4 separate regions of the Homo sapiens genome follow, and regions 2, 3 and 4 are each linked to region 1. Evidence: chromatin contacts called from ENCODE Hi-C or POLR2A ChIA-PET data. All regions are on one chromosome and are shown on one strand. The core of a region is the stretch at or near the end of the contact, and the rest is flanking DNA. Distances in the headings are between cores, read along the strand shown.

Evidence for each region. A loop is a pair of places that touch in the nucleus more often than their neighbours do. ChIA-PET counts read pairs that join two places held with the same protein, here RNA polymerase II (POLR2A). Pooled maps may share reads with other maps.
Region 2: a map of CD4-positive, alpha-beta T cell shows a loop between it and region 1 (4-fold over the local background). The contact joins the promoter of PARP11 here to the promoter of TULP3 in region 1. A Hi-C loop is called at or near these places in 2 of 168 maps with a recorded cell type or tissue (CD4-positive, alpha-beta T cell and naive thymus-derived CD4-positive, alpha-beta T cell), 1 of 37 single-sample maps with no recorded cell type and 8 of 50 pooled maps.
Region 3: a map of CD8-positive, alpha-beta T cell shows a loop between it and region 1 (11-fold over the local background). The contact joins the promoter of DCP1B here to the promoter of TULP3 in region 1. A Hi-C loop is called at or near these places in 3 of 168 maps with a recorded cell type or tissue (CD8-positive, alpha-beta T cell and naive thymus-derived CD4-positive, alpha-beta T cell) and 9 of 50 pooled maps. POLR2A ChIA-PET finds 5 or more read pairs at or near these places in 1 of 52 experiments (AG04450).
Region 4: a loop to region 1 is called in a map of B cell, with 12 times the contacts of the local background. The contact joins the promoter of CRACR2A here to the promoter of TULP3 in region 1. A Hi-C loop is called at or near these places in 1 of 168 maps with a recorded cell type or tissue (B cell), 2 of 37 single-sample maps with no recorded cell type and 8 of 50 pooled maps.

Annotation. Positions count from the first base shown.
Region 1 is chr12:2,889,226-2,892,568 of GRCh38, forward strand. It overlaps TULP3 (TUB like protein 3), which reads left to right and starts at 1,666. Exons shown (of 11, transcript NM_003324.5): 1 at 1,666-1,763. The coding sequence starts at 1,723. It overlaps RHNO1 (RAD9-HUS1-RAD1 interacting nuclear orphan 1), which reads left to right. Exons shown (of 3, transcript NM_001252499.3): 3 at 1-299. RefSeq lists an enhancer at 1,062-1,241 and a silencer at 1,512-1,561.
Region 2 is chr12:3,871,582-3,874,924 of GRCh38, forward strand. It overlaps PARP11 (poly(ADP-ribose) polymerase family member 11), which reads right to left and starts at 1,818. Exons shown (of 8, transcript NM_020367.6): 1 at 1,631-1,818. The coding sequence starts at 1,648. PARP11-AS1 (PARP11 antisense RNA 1) reads left to right here. Exons shown (of 2, transcript NR_183432.1): 1 at 1-375. RefSeq lists a silencer at 1,486-1,595 and enhancers at 2,267-2,787, 2,788-3,307.
Region 3 is chr12:2,002,966-2,006,308 of GRCh38, forward strand. DCP1B (decapping mRNA 1B) reads right to left here and starts at 1,492. Exons shown (of 9, transcript NM_152640.5): 1 at 1,317-1,492. The coding sequence starts at 1,466. It also overlaps a transcript of CACNA1C not described here. RefSeq lists enhancers at 574-1,213, 1,538-1,767.
Region 4 is chr12:3,751,477-3,754,819 of GRCh38, forward strand. CRACR2A (calcium release activated channel regulator 2A) reads right to left here and starts at 1,633. Exons shown (of 20, transcript NM_001144958.2): 1 at 1,539-1,633. RefSeq lists a silencer at 1,368-1,867.

The DNA of each region.
Region 1 (3,343 bases), core at 416-2,915:
GGCAGCAAGCCCTGTTTTAGGGACTACATAAGATGAGGGGAGATAAGGGGGACATAGATGAGTTCTTTAGGATTGCGTGTGTTTTGAGTTTTTGTTTCTAACTGAAGAAATCTGTCAATATTAAATAGGGTGGGAAAATGGTTTCTTAGAATAACTGTTCAACTGTGTGTAAATAAGGAAAGTTTTCAATGAGTATTACTTATTGTAATTAATGCAGAAGGACTTCCCCAGTCAACCGAATGTCTCGGCCTTTTACTCAGACAAGTAGCATCTCATTAAACCCATTCATTTAGCATTCATTCAGCTGGACCTACTGTGTCAGGTCCAGCCCCAACTAGATCAAGCAGGGATTACTGTATATTTTACAGATGGGAGTTTGATGCAGAGAATGAACCATGCACAGGTCACACAGTGAGTGCACGCTGACCCAGGCAGTGTAACGGTCCACTCTCAGCGTGTGCCTCCTAAAGTACTAACTTGTAGGTTCAAAACCAATGTGGAAACAACTTTGACCTTAGAACGCCATAAAGCCATTTGTGCAGTGACTTGTCAGGACTCAGGATGTTTTGTAGGGACTATAATGTGCATGTCGGTAGGGAGAAAGGGACTGACATTTGGGGACGGGATTTATTGGAGACAAGAGTACACATTTAGACAGGGGCTCTCACGGTGGGCTATGGATGTTTGAGGAAGGCCCACAGGAGGTAGAAAGGTAGATGGAAAGAGTCTCCAGGACGGGCCCACGCCTGTAATCCCAGCACTTTCGGAGGCTGAGGCGGGTGGATCATTTGAGGTCGGGAGTTAAGAGGCCAGTCTGGCCAACATGGTGAAACCCTATCTCTACTAAAAATACGAAAAATAGCCAGGCAGTAGTGGCCCCTGCCTGTAATCCCAGCTACTCCACAGGCTGAGGCAGGAGAATCGCTTGAGCCTGGGAGGCGGAGGTTGCGGTGAGCTGAGACCGGGCCACTGCACTGCAGTCTGGGCGAGAGAGAAACCCTGTCTCAAAAAATTAAAGTCTCTGGATTCCCTCGTGTGCTTTAGGGGAGTCTGTAGAGCAGGTCTAGGAATGACCTAAAAGCTTGGGCTGGAGTAGGGGAAGCTTAAGTTCTGTGCAGTTGAAGTTCAAGGCCAGCCTATGGAAGATGCGTTTCACTGGGAGTGACTGATGGAGTGGAGAGGGTACCAGAGGGGGTCCACGAAGGCCGCTGGTATCAGGGCAGGGGCCAGAATGGGAAGCGGCAGAGGTCTGTACATCCTCACAGGGCAGACCTCGGGAAGCGCTCTGGGTGGGCTCGGTAAAAATGGCGGGGGTGCGAGGAGCCGTTGCGTGCGTGGCGGTTGGTGCGGTATAGGAGACTCCTCTGACCGGACTCGCCTGCTGGCCGCGCGGCGGGCGAGGCCCAGGCAAAAACAAAGTCTTCCCGCTCAGTACCGGCCCCGCGAGGCGCTCCAGAGGACCAAGCCTTAGCTCGCGTCACCCCACCCCCGCGCAGGCGCGTTTAACTCCCGCTCGCCTCCCGCCCCTTAGCAACCCTCCCGCATCGTTGGGCCCCGGCAATAGCCAATGAGACAGGAGCCACGAGAACACGGACCAATCGGCGGCGGCGACAGTGTGGAACGCGGTTGCCAGGAGGCGGGACGCGGCGGCGTGCCAGCCTAGCCACTCTAGCGACGGCGGGGAAGAGTGTGTACGTGGTGGGGGCTTCCTCGGTGGCGGGCATGGAGGCTTCGCGCTGCCGGCTCAGTCCCAGCGGCGACAGGTCAGACAGGGCCGTGGCAGGTCTCCTCCTGAGCGAGGCGGAGGGGCGAAGCGAGAAGGCGGAGGTCCTCTCCGGGAGCCCTGCGGGGAGAGGGCGGGACTCGGGACTTGGCGACTCAGGGAGGGACTGGTTTCGGCGGCGGGAGGCGACCCCCTCGCCCTACTCCCGTGTGGGGACCCCTTTCTCAAGTGGAGCGGCGGCACTACATCCCGCGCCGTGGGCAGAGACCTTTGGTTCAGGTCCCTGCTTAGGAACTTCTGGAGTTTTCGTGACGGGCTCCCTCGGCCCCTCTGGGCCTCGGGTTTCCCTCGGGGGAGAGGCGCTGGCCCCGCTCAGCTCCCACTGCCCGGCGGTGTCACAGCCGAGAGGGGACCCAGCCCCTCCCGGGAGGCGGTGCGGGTGATGTTTAGTAGCTTGTTCTGACGCCGCTGCTTCGGACGGGTAAAGCTGAATTCTGGAGCAGAGTCCGAGGAGCGGAAACGCGAAACTTCTTTTTCCTCTCTGCTTTCCAGTGTTTGTCCCTGATTCGGGATGGTCTGACTGATTTGCCAGTGGGCCACACCCCTTGTTTGTGCGCCTCTTTCTCTGCCAGAGGGAGAGCCTCGGAAAAAAAAGGATCCAAAATCTCAGCGTGTCACTTTCTTGTTCGCTAGGTTAATGAGAAGTTAATGGGAAGCCGTTTGAAATCATTGGTTAGAAACTTTGGCGTCATCTGAGGATTTAAGCCCTACACGCCAACTGTATACCCCGCTTTTTATTCCATTACCAAGACAAAGATTTGGGGCCAGGCGCCTTGGAACACGTCTATTATCCCCAGCACTTTGGGAGGCCAAGGCAGGAGGATCGCTTGGTCTCAGGAGTTCGAGACCAGCCTGGACAAGATAGCGAGACCCCCATCTCTAGAAAAAAATAAAATAAAATAAAATCAATCAGTCAATCAATTAAAATTTGGCCGGACACGGTGGTGCGCGCCTGTAGTTCCAGCGACTCGAGAGACTGAGGAGGGAGGATTCCTTGAGCCCAGGAGTTCCAAACTCCTGTGTTGGGCCACTGAGCTCGCTAGCCTGGGCAACGCAGTGACATCCTGTCACCTTAAAAAAAAAATGATTTGACGTGTAAGTATTTAGTTTGATATTTCCACTAGTAGATATTTAAACAATTTTAAACCATTTTTAAAAATTGTCACAAAGTTGTTGGGGGTAAAGAACATGTATTTTCCTTTTTCGTCAAGTTCTATTGAGGTGATAGCTGCACTCTGAAATTTGTTCACTGTGCTTTTTTTTTTCCCAAGTCGAGGAAGAAAACTACATTTACAGGTGTAAGTGGTAGAGGAGATAAAGTTAGTATTCAGCATCTCTGGTTGAATTCCGAAAATATTTGTTCAGTTGTGGGCGCTCAGTTTTAATTCCATGAATTTAAAGTAGTAAATTTCATGAGTACCAGATGTTTGATATGACTCAGATTTTTTGGGGAAAAAAAAACGGGATGCGGGATTGACTTTGAAATTGGGACCAAGAGGCTTTTCCTTCCTTTTTTTTTTCTGAGACGGAGTCTCTCTCTGTCGCCAGGCGGTAGTGCAG
Region 2 (3,343 bases), core at 568-3,067, 980 kb after region 1:
ACATATCCCCATTGTTAGGAGGCGCACGACTGTATTTAGTCCAACAACTTGCTGAAATGTGATTCTACCATTTTTCCAGTCAACTCCTAAGTTTTAAATACCATACATCTGCCACCTTACCAGGCAGTTTCAACCATAACAACAGAAGAATACTCTTGGCAAATAGATCCCACTCTCTGAGGGTTGTGTTGGGGCTCAGAAAATACTACCCCGAAGTATGACACTTTGGCATGCTGAATACTTTGAACTAAAAGAGATTGGAAGGCCTCAGAAGCAGCCTCGGAAGCAGTCTCTCCCTCTGATCTCCTGCCCTTCTGTCTCCTGCCCATCTTTCGTCCCAGAAGTGAGTCACAGAAACCAGAATTCTTCCCCAAGGTGAGTGATAGAAACTAGGATCCCTCTCCTACAAAGCAAGCCATAAAAACTGGAACTATTAAGCTTTCCCTGCCATTGTCTATAGGAACTGGCCATAAAGAAATTCTCTAATCTACCTTGCCTGATAGTAGGTCGCTAAGACCCTCATTCCAGAAGGGACCTTCCTCCTCCGTAGGAGGAAGAAATGATACACAGAGAGGCCAAGAAGAATCTGAACAAACAGACCTTGCTGGGCTTCCTTCCTCAGTTTATTAACATTAGAGTATATCCTTTGTCCAGTCACATTTTTACACAGTTGTCTATTCTTCATGGGTCCTACGCATAAAAATAGAGATCTCCCTGGTCTCTGAAGTGCCTGGTGGTGTAAAACTTTGATTAGATTTGCTCTGCTTTTACCTTGTTAACCTATCTTCTGTTTTAAGGAGTGGTGGCTGTGATCCTTACAATGGGTGGTGAGGAAAGGTACTAAAGTTTTCGGCCCCTACGTTGCACTTTAAATAAATAAATGTATAAAAGCAAAGTAGACAAAGACACATGAAGTCATAATGAAAATACCAGAGTCAGCCAAGGAAGAAGGCAGACTTGCAGTTGAAATGCTCCAGATCACTTTGTCCACCGAACGAAAACATCTAAGAACATACAGTCCATACTCCAAGTTTTAAACGACTGTCCACCAAGAAGGGAAAAGGAGAACTGATGGCTCCTCTTAGGCCCATTCAAGACAAGGGGGTCCCAATTCCCTTGCTTTAGACTGGTGGGACTGGCAGGTAAACCTGAGGCAAATGACTGACTACAGGTTCCAAGGCCAGTTACTCCAATTAGAAAGCAAAACACAAAGTTTCAAAAAACAGTGAAGGCAGTCGGGAGGCTGAGGCACGACAATCGCTTTAACCCGGGAGACGGAGGTTGCGGTGGGCCGAGATCACGCCACTGCACTCCAGCCTGGACAACAGTGCGAGACTCCGTCTCAAAAACAACAACAACAACAAATGGTGAAGGGATGAGGCTGAAACATCACGGGAAGTAAAATAAATAATTGTAACAAGAAAACAATAAAGCATTGGAGAATCCACCCAGGCACTTCCACTGCTTAAAAAGGTACAGACTACAGAAGCCAAAAGGCCCGGGAACTCCGGTCCCGGAACTCAACACCCAGACTGAAGCGAGCGCGGGGAAGCAGTTCCGGTGACCCCCTCCCGCCCCTCTCTCATCAACCCCGCCCCCTGGGCCCGCCCCGTCCCGCCCGGCTACTCACTGGATTCGCTTCCCACATAACGGTGACAAAATCGAGCGGAGAGAGCCTGTGGGAAGGGGCTAGCCGCGGGGCCTGGGTGTTGGATTTTTTTTTTTCCCGCGGGTCCCCGGGAGCGAAGGGACGGAGATGCAACCTTTACGAAGGCCTTCCTCCTCCCCCTCCCTGTCACAAGCCAGCGTTTACAGACCACCCAACCTCCCGACTTCCGCCCGACGTTGGCCAGTCAGATCTGTCTCCGCCCCACTCCTACAAGCTCGCCCCGCCCCTGCACGCTTATCCATACGCGCGCGGGCGGTCGTCCTGGGCGGGGCTTGCGAGTCTGTGTCTGACGAAGGAGTTTAAAGGGTTTCTGGTCCAACTGTATCACCCAGTGATCTTAAAGCCACGGCTGGCTGTATTTCTTTCCTATGAAACAAATTTTTATTGATCACCGTGTAACGACCAAGAGTCACACAGGCCTGGCAATGGCATTTGGGAGAAACTTCATAATCTTTCAATATCTTCATCCTCAAAATGGAGATGGTAGTAATATCTCCCTATGAGTGAGATTATTGAAAGCATTTAGCACAGTATTTGGCACACAGAGTTCAATAAGTGACGGTTATTTGCTCACAAGGGAACCTTTACATACTATCCCTGCCCTCAAGATTTTATAATCTAGAAAAGAAAGCAAAAAGTAGTTTAGAAAAGTTAAAAAGTGCAATATGATTTATAGGTAATATGGTGAATAGAGAGTGCTATGCGAGCATATTTACCTAGAGTAGAGTGTCAGGAAAGCTCCCTCAAGATGTTTAAAACCATGAGGATGTATTCCTACTGATGTAAAGAGAGCTAACAGAGTGAAATAATCTTCCATGCAACAAAGGATCTACCCCATAGGAAATGAAAATTAAACAGCTCATTATAGATCCTTCTGGACTTTTCTATGCCTCTACACATTGAAAAAAATGTAATCAAAGAATACCTATAGATTTAGAACCTGATTTTTTTTTCACTTTAAAGATTATGTGGCTATCCTTCCATTCCATTAAGTTTAAATCTGTTTCATCATTTTATTTATTTATTTAGGCAGAACCTCGCTCTGTCGCCCAGGCTGGAGCGCAGTGGCGCCATTTTGGCTCACTGCAACCTCCGCCTCCCGAGTTCAAGCGATTCCCGTGCCTCAGGCTCCTGAGTAGCTGGGATTACAGATGTGCGCCACCACGTCCCGCGAATTTTTGTATTTTTAGTAGAGACAGGTTTTCGCCATGTTGGCCAGGCCAGTCTCGAACTCCTGACCCCAGGTGATCCACCTGCCTTGGCCTCCCAAAGTGCTGGGATTACAGGTGTGAGCCATCTTGCACCCGGCCATATTTTAAAGTAGACTCATGGCATTCCATAACTTATGCGTATACTACGTACACACAAATAGACACACACATTTGAAATAATCTACTGAATAGACGTTTGAGTGGTTTTCTATTTTTCACTATCCCAAAAAAATCCTTCAACAGGCATTTCTTCACATTTGTCCATTTACTTCTTGGAATTAATTCCTGGAAATAAAATAGTTTACTAAGAGATTATTTTTGCCAAATGGTTGACCAGTTGCCCCCATGTCATTTAGTGAATATTCTTTCCTCACTACTTTGAAGTGCCACTGTTAATTACAACCTAAATTTGCATATACATATACATAGGTATACATACACGTATATATCTGTTTCTGAACAT
Region 3 (3,343 bases), core at 242-2,741, 890 kb before region 1:
AACCTCTTTCTCCTGATCAAGAGGTACACTTTCTATTACAGAAGAACGAATATTAAAGAGCTCTTCCTGTTCTCCTTTTGTGTTTGGCTACTAGGAGAGCAGACCTAAATTCTTTGCCCCATTCCGGCAAATTTCCTCCGTTAAGAACTTTGGGCAAAACTGTTTGTCTACCCCATTCTTGCTTGTCTTTTTATTTTTATGTTAATGATTTTCAGGTGAGTTTTTTACTACAGGCTGCTGAACTATACTGCAGATAAGTAGGCTTATGAATGTGGGTGTTAAAAAAAATACAGAGTTGTTCAACATGGATGTTTTCCTAGATTAAGTTTTGATGTTTATACAACCGACTTGAAGAACACAAAAAGTTTATCTGAAATCCATTCATCAAGGCTAAGTTCTCCATACTGTTTTGTAACTTATTTTAAAATGATGGATATCATGTATGTGATACATAATGGATGATGAATATTATTTGGACAAAACTCATTATGAGTAAAGAAACAAAATTACATGTCTCTACATTCGAGTGGGTGGGTTACAAAATTACAAGCAGCAATCCCTGCAACAGGATTCCAGTGTTCTAGGCTTCTACCCCATTCTAACTATGAGGAAAATGAAATTTCATTCCATTACCATTTACTGGGACTCTGCTTTGAGAAGAGCACTAAAATAATTTGGCTCCCAAATGACCTCCAATATCGAACTTGGTGTGCTGCCGTGTAATAATCTTCCCAAGAGCATCAGCTTCCTTCTAAGTGTTAGACCCTGCCCCATTTTGTCTTTTATTTGACGAGGTTGGCTCTTTTCTTGGTGTTTCCCCTTAAGTTTACAACTTGCAGATTTCTCCCCTTCTATCAAGTTTTGATTTCTCTTTGCCCCATCTAAGACTGACATTCCAAAATCAGAACTCTGCACTTTTATTCGTCTGCTGTCCCTGCCTCCCCCATAGCCACAGATTCACTGTAACAGAACTCTGCTCTACTTTCTCGAGCACATCGGTCTTCCGGCCATAAGGTATCAGGTCCTTCCTTTCCTTCGGCTCTTATGGTGCCGTACCCGATCGGTCTGGTCTCCCAGCGTTGGGTACGTTAGAGATTTAAGTCTTTTCCCCAACTCCAGGTAGCTCCACAGATCCGCCTTCCTTCCCCCAAACCCCCGAGACCCCATCTCCACAACTTCGGCCTCAGTCCCCAGATCCACCCACTTCCAGGGCGTCAACGTCTCCTCCCCCTCACCGGGTCCTCAAGTCCTGAGTCTGACGCCCCCCGCCTCCACCCCAACCCTGGGCTGCACTGCTCCGCCGCGTCCGCACGCACCCACTCGTTGGCCCGATGGCCGAAGGTGTACAGAGCCACCTGGCTGGCCACGTCCACGATGCGGTTGATATAGGGGTCGTGGCGCTGCAGGGCCGCTAGGCTGATGTCGCGCCCCTTTCCCACCAGGCCGCCTGCCGCCACGGCTGCCATCTTCCCTCCCTCCCAGACATAGGCACGGGGCTCTTGGAAGCCACTCTCAATAGATCGCAGAACGAGCGAGCTGCCTCGCAACCGAGAACCCACGGCGACCACACGGCCCGGGAGGCCTTCCGGCTCCAGTCACCCCCACCCTCCTGCCCGCCGACAGACGCAAGGCCTCACTAATCGATGGCCGCGCCCCGCCCACTGAGGATCGTTGCCACTGGCAACGACAAGCCCAGGCCTGCCCTCTGCATCCCGTTTCTTTCTCCAAGAGCTGTTTTTCTACGCGCTCGAGCCTTTGAGCTGTGTGTGCGGTAGGATTTCCTTCTTGGATGTGTTCGACCCCTTGGCATATCTTTTCTTTGGCGCTTCAGTGATCAAATCTATCACAATAAATAAGCCTCGAGCATCAAGAACTCTGAAGAGAAAGAGAACTGAATTGATTTCTGAATGCGCTAACACCCAGTGGTTCTCAAAGTGTGGTGTGGTCCTGGAACCCTTTGGGAGTTTCTGAGACCCTTTCAGGGGATCTGCAAGGTCAAAAAAAAAACAAAACCTTTTATGACAATGCTGAGACTTACTTATTTGACTTGTTCACTGTGGTGACGTTTTGCAGACAATGGTGGTTAAAAGCGCCGGTGGTTTAACCCAATCAAGGCAGGGGCACCAAACTGTATTGCTAGTCAAAGTACGCGTCACTAATCTGCACTCTCAGTTACAAAAGAAAAAAAAAAAAAGAAGAAGGTAGAGAGCCAGTGTCACCTGATGGTGTTCTTGATAAGCAGTAAGAATTATTAATTTCATTGAAGCTTAATCCTTGGGTACAATTCTTTTTAACATTCTGCATGAAAAAATAGGAAATAGGCATAAAGCACGTCTGCTGCAAAATGAAGTGTGTCATATTTGTCTCTAGGAAAATACTTCTGTGCTTGAGTTGTAGGCCGAATTCATGTTTTTATTTTTATTTTCATAAAACATTTTTACTTGAAAGAAAGATGGGCAAACTATGATTATTCAAACAGGTACTTGACAGACATTTTTCTGAAAATAAATAAAGTGTGCCTGTCACTTTCAGGAAAACAAGGGACAATTACTGCTGCCAATGATAATTTTTAAGCCTTCAAGCCAGAATTAAAAGTTTAGAAAATGTGTATCTACTGCCATGAGCTTGACATCTCAGTACTTAATGTTTTTTTTTCTGATGAGATCAGTGATGATATTAATGAGCGCAATTTTAACAAATCTTGTATAATGGAAAGTGTCAATATCTCAAAGATCTGCTTAACTCAGTGGTCCAGTATTTTCCAAAAGACCAATGTCTCATGCTACATAATCATGCACAGGCAAAAGATCCATTCAAGGACAAGGTGGACTAATGGATTTTTAATGTAACAGTATGAAAAGTTAATAGGATTTCAGATAGTACATTGCAGCTAAGCTTTGAGAAACTCCAGCTTGTCAAGTTTTGGTATATTATCCAAGAAGAATATCCACAATTGTCTGAAAAACTCTATTAAAATATCCATCTCTTTTCCAACTACATTATCTACATATGAGGCCAGAGTTTCTTCATATACTCCAAACAAAACACACATAGCCCGGGGTCTTTAAAGTTATTTTTAATTTCCAATATGGTAAATATAGGTGGGTATAACTCACATAAACAAAAGTTCTCTGAGGGAGTCCTTAATAATTTTTAAGAGTGGGCCAGGTGCGGTGGCTCCTGCCTGTAATCCCAGCACTTTGGGAGGCTGAGGCGGGCGGATCACAAGGTCAGTAGTTCAAGACCAGCCTGGCCAACATGGTGAAACCCCGTCTCTACTAAAAATACAAAAATTAGCCAGGAGTGGTGGCAGGTACCTGTAATCCCGGATACTCGGGAGGCT
Region 4 (3,343 bases), core at 383-2,882, 860 kb after region 1:
GCTTAATAATGAAGTTTCTAGACTCGTAACACTCCAAGCCTCTGCCATCTCTCCCAGGCAGCACTCCTCACCGGATTGTCCACTACATTACTCCTTGCTCCTCAGGTACAACCCACCTTCACGGCTTTGCTCAGCCGTCCTTCCCCAAGATGCCCAGACCCAGCCTCCTATTCAAGGCCCGGCCTCAGTGCCACATCCAGGACGCCCTCTGCGAGTCACTCCTTCCAGAAGTAACCTCCCTCCTCCAAACTCCCTCTACACACTTTATAGTATAGAACCGAGAGGTGACAGGACCTCGGAAGCCGTACCTGAAGCCTCTCACTTATAGAACCGAGAGGTGACAGGACCTCGGAAGCCATACCTGAAGCCTCTCACTTATCACTTAAAAACTGCGCATGAAGTAGCTCTTATGGGCAAATACTAAACCATGAGGTTGTACATATTCATTTCACCTGAAAAGGGGCATGAACTCTGGACCCTTCAACAAAAATGCTGATTCCACGTGGAGCAAACTGCTCTGATTTCATATCCCTATGCCCACATCCTTGATAAAAAGACTCTTCGGTACATGCTGCTTTCTTCCAGAGACAAGGAACCCATCACCTCATGAGTTAGGTTCTTCCTCCTGACCCTCTGACCACCCTGGGGACTCCCACGGATTGGCTCTTTCTGTCCTCTTGAGTCACACAGAACGAATTCCTTTGAGACTCCTGGTGTCCTCCACAGAGCCAAACAGGGCAGGTTCCTAAGCACACTGTGTAAACAGATAAATGAACTCAGAGGGCTTTCCCACGTGGCAGGGTACATTCGCTGCATCCCGTGCATGCATGGGTGCACAGACACACACTCGCACACACACGGACACACACACACACACACGGACACACACACACAGACACACACACACACGGACACACACACACACGGACAGAGTCAGCACAACGCCTCTGAGCCACACAGCCAGGCCAGCACACGCGGGGGCCAGGGCGGAAGCCAAGCCCCAGCAGCCGCCCACTTCCTGACCTCCTTCCTTTGCTCTGGGAGGTTCTCTCTCTGTGTCTTTCTGACTGTCTGTCTCGGTTCTTTGTTTCTCGGCATGGCAACAGTTGTGGATGCTGCCTGCGTGGCCAGGGCTCCTAGTAGCACTGACCTGCAAGGTAGGAGTTTTGGTTCTTAGACTTGAGACCTTGGGCAAGTCACTTTACCATTCTGAGCCTCAGTTTCCTCATCTGTGAAATGAAGAGGCTGGATGAGGCTGGAGGGTTCCTAAGGTCCTTTCCTGACCAAAACCCTAGTGCTTCTCGGCTCTCCTCCAGTCCCGTTACCGAGTGACAGGGAGGGGAGCAAGGGCCAGGCCAGGCCTGGGGGTGGCAGGGGAGCCAGCTGTTCCCCCCCAAGGGCACACAGCCTCCATCCAGGCCCTCTGCGAGTTCCATGTGCGGCAGACACGCGCTCACACTTCGCAGCCGGAGGAGCAGGCAGGAAGCGCCGCCCCCCGGCCGCCCCGGCCGCCCACCCTCAACCTTCCTCCACGTTACCTTGGGCGTGTAGGCTTCCCGTGGACCTGCCCGCGCCGCCCGCTCGGCTCTCAGCTGTCAAGCAGCCGCCTGCTCCGCCCGACTCTTTCCGCTCCGAGCCGCGCGGGCTGGACCAGCCCCTCAGCGGAGCTGAACGGGAAGCGGCGCCCCCTGGACGCCCTCCGGGACGTGCGCGCGCCAAGCGGTGGGGTCCGGGCCTGCAGGCGCGACCTGAGGCCGCCAGGGAGGCTGGGTGGCGAGGGCGGGGCGGCTGCCGACTTAGCCGGCCTGACTGGTCGGGCTTCCGGGGTCCCGCTGCTCCCTAGGCCCCTTGCCCCGATTCAGGCTCCCAAGGTGGGGCATCAGTCCGGCCCTCGCTGGCTCACTGGAGAGGTGGTGTCTGGGAGTGCACCCCCGAAAACCCGGCAGCAGCCCGGCGTCACTCCGGCTGTTACCTCTGGGAGCAGAAACTAAAGGGGATCCTTATTCTTTATACTTTTCTGACTCTTCTATATATTCTACTGTGGGCATGAATCGTTAAAAACAAAACAAAACACCAAAAACCCAATACGTATTTGTTAATAAAGCACTGAGTAAATCTTCAAAGGCCTCCCGAGGTGCTCCGGCTGCAGGATAACCCCTCAGCTTAGCGCACAAGGCAAGGCCCACCCTGCCCTCTCCGGCCACAACCTAATTTTCCAGCCTCACCCTCTCTCCCTCACACACACACAACACTTTCGCTCTGGACACACTAGCTGTTGCCAAACACCAGCTGTTCTTCATGGCTGCTGGGAGTTCTTCTTTTTGCCTGGAACACCCTCCCCTTTCATCTCTGCCTGTTGAAATCCTACTCATCCATCCAGGCCCCTCTGAAATGTCACCTTTTTGGAGAACCCTTCCCCAGACACTGCCCCTGCAGAGTGCCCCAGTTCTTTCCTGGCAAGCCCATCTTTCTGGTACTGGTTTATGTAGTAGCATCCCCCTCTCACACGCGCTAAGTCCTATTCCAAGGTGGAGAGAAACAAATTAGCACTTACTGAGCAGCTGTTATAAATTACTCTGTGGAGTCCTTTCTTCTCCTTGCAGCCCAGCCAGCCACTAGCCCACAACCTCCCTCCACCCTGCCAGAGTTTCAGAAGGCTGTCAGGGGCTCTGAGGCCTGCCCTCTGGTGTGTCCCTACTGCGTGCCTTGGCTTTTCTGGCTCTGTCCTGGGTATGCTTCCCTGTGTCAACTCCCAAGGTCTGCAAGCTGGTGGCTTGACCTTCTCTCAGCCTTATGTGAGGAAAGAAGGACATTTCATTATCAGAATCTGAGAAGTGGAAGGGGCCTCAGAGATTATCCAGTGTAAAGCCTGCCCACCCATTTTACAGAGCAGAAAACTGTGACCAGAGAGATAAGGTCAGAGGCATCGGAGGTACCTACCATTGTTATTGTTGTTTTTAATAGTGTTAATACTTGCACGTTTAGATCGCCTTTCACTTCTAAATCAATGCGTTGTCATTCATTTGCCCCTTACAGTCTCAGAGGTATTACAGTGGTTAGTGCACAGACTCTGGAGGCCAAAGCCCTGGGTTTGAATCTCAGTGCTCCAACTTGCCAGCTACGTCCTTGGCAAGTTACTGGAACTTTCTCCATCAGTACAATGTGGATAGTAACAGCTCCTGCATCATGGGGTGTTCTATGAATCGAAATAAATGTGTATCTTTAAAGGGCTTAGAATAGTAGTAGGTTCATTAAAAATGCCAAATGTATTTGCTCTTATCAAATTTTTGTTATTGTTAATTGTATCACTTCACAGTTGGAATAACAGAGGCTCAGAAAGGCT